3 separate regions of the Homo sapiens genome follow, and regions 2 and 3 are each linked to region 1. A link is an interaction called in ENCODE POLR2A ChIA-PET data of the cell type or tissue named here. Cell type or tissue: CD4-positive, alpha-beta T cell. All regions are shown on one strand.

Region 1 (2,500 bases):
ACAGCATCCACACGGTGACCTGTAAATCACCTCGGCAGAAAGAAGACAGGTCCCCAAAGCCACCCCAGGCTCCCCAGCACCCTGAGGAGCATGGTCGCCAATCCCACAGCTCCTCCTCCTTTGCCAGTGGCACCCTCCAGGACATGTGGAGGTTGCTAGACCTGGGATCCAGCCCTTCTGGTGTCACCTCCCAGGGTGACTCAACTCCAGGTAGGAGACTGCCCTCCCCAGGAGCTGCCCACAGCTGGCAGCTGGCGAGGGCCACCCTCTCCGAGGGGCATGTGGAGAGTCAGCACCCTGCGTGCCTCCTGCACCCTGAAATCCCTGCACTTTGGTTGAGTAATGCATGGAGTCTCTTTACCTCTCATTTGGCACCTGAGTGTTTCCCGGGTTATGGTGCAAAGCCCTGAAGGGCAGAAACCATGCCATTTCCTAGTGCAGCACCGTACACCCGGGCGCACACTGACTTAGAATGCAGCACCGTACACCCGGGCGCAGGCTGACTTAGAATGGAGCACTGTACACCCGGGCGCAGGCTGACTTAGAATGGAGCCCAGGTGAGACGCGTGGGCATTGGTGCACTTTAGACGGCCCTGCTCCTGGGGAAGAGCCAGGTCGACCCCAGCGATGCTCCCGGGGAAGAGCCAGGCCGACCCCAGTGATGCTCAGCCTCACGGGCCAGACAAGTGTCAGCCGCATCCTCATCCTCGTCCTGCTTTGCTGCGCGGACGTTGCCGCCCTGAGACTCTTCTCTGCACCTAAGTCATAGGCCTGGTAAACTCAGCAGGTCACAGTGCCAGCTCCTGCTACTGGTCTCAGGAAGTTTTCAGAAAAGTCTGTTTGAAGGGTGCACCTTGTGAGGACTGCATGGGTCTGTGATGTAGCGAGAAGGGGGGAGGGAAACAGATGCTGCTTCGAGGCAGCTGGAGTTGCGGGACGTGTGATGTGGTTGGGGCGGGAGCGTGCGTCCTTCCTGTGTGCCTGCATGGAGGGCGTCCCCTTCTTACCTTACAGCTTCTGTCTTCCGTCATGAGGGTGTGCCTCATTCATTTAATCATTCTCTCCTTCATGCGCATTTTAGGCTATTTCCAGTCCTTTACCGTCACAGATACTGTTAGAATAGTAACCTTACAGGCTGCAGTGTGTGTGAAAACACACGTGTACGTGCCCCAGGGGCTTGCGTAGTCAAGGCTGCCCGCGTGCCACGTGTGGTGGACAGCATCGCCTCAGCCTCCGCCACCCACCCAGAGGCTGCTCCCAGCAGCAGTGTCTGAGAGTCCTGTAGCCACACGGAACTTTTGCCGGTGGCAGCAGGATTGGCATCAGCGCCTCTGCTGGGAGGTCGTGCATCTTCGTGTGTGTTTAGGAGCCACTTCCTTTCCCTGTTCTTCAGTTACCTGCCCATTTGTGTATTAGATTGTGGTCTTTCTTATTGATTTGTAGCAGCTCATTATATGTGATAGAAATTAGGCCTTTTCGGTGACAACAATTTAAATGTTTTCTCCCAGTTCTTCATGTTTTTAAATGTTTATTATGGTGTTTTTTTATGTTCATATTTTTTATTTTTATGTAATTTAATGTCCTTGTTTTTTATCTTGTCTGTTTTTTTTTTTTTTCCTTTGAGATGGAGTTTTGCTCTTGTTGCTCGGGCTGGAGTGCAATGGCGCAATCTCAGCTCACTGCAAGCTCCTCCTCCCGGGTTCAAATGATTCTCCTGCCTCAGCCTCCCCAGTAGCTGGAGCTACAGGCACCCGCCACCACTCCAGGCTAATTTTGTATTTTTAGTAGAGACGGGGTTTCACAATGCTGGGCTGGCTCGTCTCGAACTCCTGACCTCAGTTGATCCGCCCACCTCGGCCTCCCAGAGTGCTGGGATTACAGGGGTGAGCCACCGTGCCTGGCCAGAACCACTTCTTATTAACCCCCAAAGTGGCAACGGCTCCCAGTTTTCCATCGCTCACACTTCCCGCATATTCGGACTCCCACCTTTGTCATGGTGCTAAATGTTCCATGTGCTTTTGGAGCTATATCCGGACGGTTCGTTCGGCCACTCTCAGTCTGTTCACAGGCAGTTCCATTGGGTCAGAATCAGTGTCACTTCCTGGTCCTTTTACATGTCTGGCTGATGTAGGATCTCCTCTTTATCCTTCTCTCTCAGGGTTTTCTTGGTTATTTGCATGTATTTGTTTTTTCTTTTTTCTTTCTTTTTAAATTTAGTAGAGAGAGGACTGGAGGCAGTGGCTCGTGCCTATAATCTCAGCACTTTGGGAGGCTAAGGCAGGTGGATCAGTTGAGGTCAGGAGTTCAAGACCAGCCTGGCCAACATGGTGAAACCCCGTCTCTACTAAAAATACAAAAATTCACTGGGCCTGGTGGCGCATGCCTGTAATCCCAGCTACTTGGGAGGCTGAGGCATGAGAATCACTTGAACCTGGGAGGTGGAGGTTGTAGGGAGCTGAGATTGTACCACTGCACTCCAGTCTGGGTGACGGAATGAGAC
Region 2 (2,500 bases), 270 kb before region 1:
ACCTGGCCCTTAATAAAAGATTTTAGAAGATAAAAGTAAAGCACGGCTAATACAAAGAATGGTATTATAGCAATTCTTTAAGGGTGATTTTTATGGTGTAGAAGCTGTGAGTTCCCTTCATACAGTCAACCTGGATGGAAGTGGTTGAATGGCACTGTGAGCCCTGGAGCTGAAGCTCAAATAGAAGATTAAAGCCAGAAAGCACATGGCTGGGGAGATTAGGACTCTTGCTGCCCCACCATGCCCGCTGTGACAGAGGAAGGAATGGCAGTTAGATGACCAGCTTTCTGTGCCGTGTGACATTTGTTACTAAATTATTCTTCAAGGGCAGTCTTTGTTTTTTTTTTTTTTTTTTTTGAGATGGAGTCTTGCTCTGCCACCCAGGCTGGAGTGCTGTGGCGCGATCTCAGCTCACTGCAACCTCTGCCTCCCAGGTTCAAGCCATTCTCCTGCCTCAGCCTCCTGAGTAGCTGGGATTACAGGTGCGTGCCACTGCGGCCGGCTAATTTTTGTATTTTTAGTAGAGACGGGGTTTCACCATGTTAGCCAGGCTAGTCTCGAACTCCTGACCTCAGGTGATCCACCTGCCTCTGCCTCCCAAAGTGCACTCTGTGCAGTTTCAGTTGTAATCAGAAGGAGAGAGAGATTGCAGTTATAATCTGCAATCAGCATCTGCCATCTTGGCACTCTGCTACTTGGCATTAAAATGGTAAACCCAGGGCCGGGTGTGGTGGCTCACGCCTGTAATCCCAGCACTTTGGGAGGCTGAAGCGGGTGGATCACGAGGTCACGAGATCGAGACCATCCTGGCTAACACAGTGAAACCCTGTCTCTACTAAAATACAAAAAATTAGCCGGGCGTGGTGGCGGGCGCCTGTAGTCCCAGCTACTCGGGAGGCTGAGGCAGGAGAATGGCATGAACCCAGGAGGTGGAGGTTGCAGTGAGCCGAGATCGCGCCACTGTACTCCAGCCTGGGTGACAGAGCAAGACTCCATCTAAAAAAAAAAAAAAAAAAGGTAAACCCAAGGGAACAGGAACAGTGAAGGAACCCAAGGCCTGGGACTGCCTTCAGTCCTCCTCTCTCCCTCTCGGGCTGCAGTGTCGGGAGCAGCCGGCGCCACCGCTTTGCCGTAACCACTTTAACCACTTCCTTTTTCACGACTGCACGGCACTTACTGGCCTTCCGCCGGCACAGACAGCAGATTCGCCCTGGTCCGGTCGCTCCCGGCTCCTTCCATGGCCCCTGACCGAATTTTGTCTGCTCATCAGGAAACCAAAGTGGCGTCTGAAGATCAGTGTTTTTCTAATTAGCAGAGACTTTACTTCAGTGAAACAGAACTGTTTAGAAACCTGGGTGATTTTCGTGGTGTTCTGTGGGGAGCTATTTTGCTATGACTTCTGGCCAGTGTACTTTATTTTAAATTTAGTTTTGAATAAATCATGCATCAAAATTTGAATATTTGAATAAGTAATGCATCCTACAAGATTTAAAAGTCATATATATATATATGTATATAAATAAAGGCGAACCAGTAACCCCCTCACCTACAGGTAACCACAGTCCTGAGATCTCAGAGTTCCTTCTTGAATTTCTCTGTGTGTATAAAAACGAATGCATAAGAATACCGCATTCTGTCAGTTGTAAAGAATCACATTTAAAACAGTTTTGGCAATTGTTCCTTCTTCCCATTGCATAACATAAGGCAGCTGTGGCTGTCAGATCATGGACCCTGGTATGGTTTCCTTTTTACAGAAGGCAGTGCAGTCCGCACGCGGCTTTGCTCACTTGACGTCTGTCTTACTCTGGTCTCCCCAGAATCAGAGCCTGGCATGGACTTGTGTTTGGGAAGCTTTTAAGGGGGGACTCCGGGGGGCATCTGTGAGGCCTGGAGGGGGCAAAGCCCATGGGAGCTGAGCCCAAGGGGCCTCCTGGCAGCTGGGAGGGGCAGGGGGGAGGGAGCTTGACCCACCGCCCAGGGCACCACCTGAGACTGGGCTTCCTTACAGCGGATTATGTGAGGTGGATATTGGCGGGTCGGACTGGGGGCTGGGCCCCAGCGTGATCCTGCTCTCCTTCCCAGGAGGACTCAGAGGAGGCCACCTTGCCCAGGGGGAGGGCCCGGTGTCTGCCTTCAAGCCTGGGCTCTCTCCACTGCACACGAGGCTCTGTTGTGTGTGATGTACCTAGCTCAGCGCCCGCACAGTGGGTGTCCAGTTCCGCGCTGGTGCGGCTCCATCCCCCTTCCCTCCCCAGAGTGTCTCTTTCCCTCCCTGGTCTGGGTGTGCTTATGACAGCTGAGCTGGGTGAGATGCGCCCTCCCCTTTGCAGCTGGTGTCCTGGCAGCTGCACCTTTCACCCCCAGGGCGTGGCCCCAGCTGGGTTCTGGAATGGAAGCTGAGTGCTGCGACCCCTGAGTGAAGTAAGCCAGTCACGGAGGGACAGATCCTGCCTGATCCCACGTCCGTGGGGACCCTAGAGTCGCCAGGTTCACAGAGACA
Region 3 (2,500 bases), 170 kb after region 1:
GCCGCCGCCGCCGCCGCCTCAAGGCCGCCCGCTCCCCGCAGGTGGACGCGGCCATGGGCCGAGGGGTGCGCGTGCTGCTGCTGCTGAGCCTGCTGCACTGCGCCGGGGGCAGCGAGGGCAGGAAGACCTGGCGGCGCCGGGGTCAGCAGCCGCCTCCTCCCCCGCGGACCGAGGCGGCGCCGGCGGCCGGACAGCCCGTGGAGAGCTTCCCGCTGGACTTCACGGCCGTGGAGGGTAACATGGACAGCTTCATGGCGCAAGTCAAGAGCCTGGCGCAGTCCCTGTACCCCTGCTCCGCGCAGCAGCTCAACGAGGACCTGCGCCTGCACCTCCTACTCAACACCTCGGTGACCTGCAACGACGGCAGCCCCGCCGGGTAAGGCCCGCGCCCTGCACCTCCCCGCCCCGCCCGACGCGCCCGGTCTCCGGCTGGACCTTCCCTGCGGGCCGCGGCCGTTCTCTCCCCGGGGAGAAAGGGCTTCCGTCGGGCGCCCCGCGGTCCTGGCCCCGAGGAGTGCCCGGTTCGGTGACTCTCCGCGTGGGGAGCGGAGCGGCGCTGGAAGGGCTGGTCCCCGGCCAGCTCGGGCACTGACCCCTCGGCCTCTGGGCCCAGCCGCTCTGCTGGCGTCCTTCGGTCCCGGGGCGGGGAGATGGCAGCCCGAGAGCGCGCCTGGCTCCAGCGGGAACCGGCGACACCGGGGGGCGGGGAGAGGCCCGCTGCCCACCTCCTTGCAGCCCCGAAGTAGATAAAAGACGTGAGGTCGGGGGTCGGGGAGCGGCGGGGCCGCCCACGCGCTCAACAGGCCGAGGACAGCCGGGGACAGCGGGAGACTTGGGCGTGGGGTCGGGGCTCGGCAGGAAGGCTCCCCCGCCGGGTCGGTGCCGCCCGCGCCTCCCGCGCTCCCCGCGGCGTCCCGTTCCCCCGCCAAGCGCGCTCCTTCAGTGCGGACGCGTTTCACGCTTCAAGCGCCGCCGCGCGCCCCGGGAGGACCGCCGCCCGCGCCGAGGTGACAGCGGGACCCGCGCCGGGCGGAACGTGGGGATTTTCCACGGACCACAGCCCCGCGCGGCCCGTTCCCCGCCCCGCGAGCGCCACCTCCCGGGACCGCCGCCGTCCCTGAGCTCCCCGTGGGCCTGGCCGAGGGCGCCCCCGTGCGACCGTCGCGCGCGGCCGGAACAGGTGGCGCGTTCCCTCCGCCGGAGCTGGGCGCGCGGGGCGCGGCGGGTCGGCAGCCCTGGCCGACCCCCCGCGGTGCGTCCTCCCCCGCAGCTACTACCTGAAGGAGTCCAGGGGCAGCCGGCGGTGGCTCCTCTTCCTGGAAGGTGCGTCCAGGGCTGAGGCGGGGGGAGGCCGGGGGTCTGTGCGCGCGGGCCTGAGCGGCGGTCGTGTCCGCAGGCGGCTGGTACTGCTTCAACCGCGAGAACTGCGACTCCAGATACGACACCATGCGGCGCCTCATGAGCTCCCGGGACTGGCCGCGCACTCGCACAGGTCAGCGGCGGGCCCTGGGGAAGGCGTCTCGACGTGAGGCCCGGGAGGAAGCCGCGCCCGCCTCCTGGAGCCCCAGCCAGGCCCCCACCCCGCACATCATGCCCAGCCTGGCGCCCGGGTTTACTAAGAGCAAGGGGCGCCCTTCACTCTTGCCTTTTGGGGCCCATTCCACATTAGCATTCAGGCGCTTACCCAGCGGCTCTGGCCCTCCCCAGGGTCAAAGCAGGGCAAGGGGTTGAAGTCAAGGTCAGACCTGGTGTCCAGCCTAGCCGGGCACCGTGGCCATGGTGGCTTCCCGGGGGTAACTAAACCCAACTGTCCTCCACTTTCCCGGCAACCTTGGTTCGGGCTAGCAACACCAGCACACCTCCCTTCCTGGGGCCAAGTAGGAGCCCCAACACCTCACCAGGGTTCCCAGACCCGACCCTACACAGCCTCCTCCCGCTAGAAAGACCCACCGCCTCTGTGTCCCCAGGCACAGGGATCCTGTCCTCACAGCCGGAGGAGAACCCCTACTGGTGGAACGCAAACATGGTGTAAGGGGGCACAGGGTCTTGCCTGGGAGTCCTGCCTGGAGGGTGGTTCTTCCCGGGGGGTCCTTCCTTGGGAAGTCATATTCTGAAATGGTCTTTCCTGGGGGTCCTGTTCTGGATGGTTCTTTTGGGGAGGTCCTGTCCTAGAGGGGTTCTGGAGGTGTTTCTTTCGTGGTGGGGAGGAGGTCCTGTCCTGGGATGGTCCTTCCTGGTGGGGAGGGGTCTATCCTGAGATGGTCCTTCCTGGCAGGGTCCTCTCCTGGGATGGTCCTTCCAGGGGGATCCTGTCCTGGGATGGTCCTTCTTTCCTGGGGGGTCCTGTCCTGAGTTGGTCTTTCCTGGAAAGGGTCCTGTCCTGGGTTGGTTCTTCCTGAGGAGTATTACGCTGGAGGTCTTTCTTGAGGGGAAGTTCTATCCTGGGATGGTCCTTCCAGGGGAATCCTGTCCTGGGATGGTCTTTTCTGAGGGTCCTGTT

Evidence for each region. ChIA-PET counts read pairs that join two places held together with the same protein. Peaks named below come from ENCODE experiments on the same cell type or tissue, not always from the same donor. Only the 100,000 strongest peaks of a DNase experiment are listed, where the experiment ranks them.
Region 2: POLR2A ChIA-PET joins it to region 1 with 5 read pairs; 1 of 35 experiments calls an interaction of 5 or more read pairs at or near these places.
Region 3: POLR2A ChIA-PET joins it to region 1 with 5 read pairs; 4 of 35 experiments call an interaction of 5 or more read pairs at or near these places.

What each region holds. Positions count from the first base shown.
Region 1 is chr17:82,125,402-82,127,901 of GRCh38, reverse strand. It overlaps CCDC57 (coiled-coil domain containing 57), which reads left to right. Exons shown (of 19, transcript NM_001394669.1): 18 at 1-210. Among named protein-coding and RNA genes, the nearest start is that of FASN, 28 kb to the right of the region's middle. In CD4-positive, alpha-beta T cell, a CTCF peak has its summit at 1,324; a DNase peak (open chromatin) is centred at 941; H3K4me3 peaks cover 1,582 bases; H3K27ac peaks cover 2,500 bases.
Region 2 is chr17:82,399,661-82,402,160 of GRCh38, reverse strand. The region is part of intron 7 of OGFOD3 (2-oxoglutarate and iron dependent oxygenase domain containing 3); the gene reads left to right. Among named protein-coding and RNA genes, the nearest start is that of HEXD, 17 kb to the left of the region's middle. RefSeq lists enhancers at 1,227-1,426, 2,157-2,500. In CD4-positive, alpha-beta T cell, no CTCF peak of the experiment used is centred here; a DNase peak (open chromatin) is centred at 1,140; H3K4me3 peaks cover 476 bases.
Region 3 is chr17:81,958,463-81,960,962 of GRCh38, reverse strand. It overlaps NOTUM (notum, palmitoleoyl-protein carboxylesterase), which reads left to right. Exons shown (of 11, transcript NM_178493.6): 1 at 1-376; 2 at 1,271-1,323; 3 at 1,397-1,492; 4 at 1,968-2,028. The coding sequence starts at 54. Among named protein-coding and RNA genes, the nearest start is that of NOTUM, 1.5 kb to the left of the region's middle. RefSeq lists silencers at 430-573, 840-919, 950-1,289 and enhancers at 503-1,065, 1,066-1,628. In CD4-positive, alpha-beta T cell, a CTCF peak has its summit at 1,100 (motif pointing left); DNase peaks (open chromatin) are centred at 272, 1,092 and 1,862; H3K4me3 peaks cover 589 bases; H3K27me3 peaks cover 1,402 bases.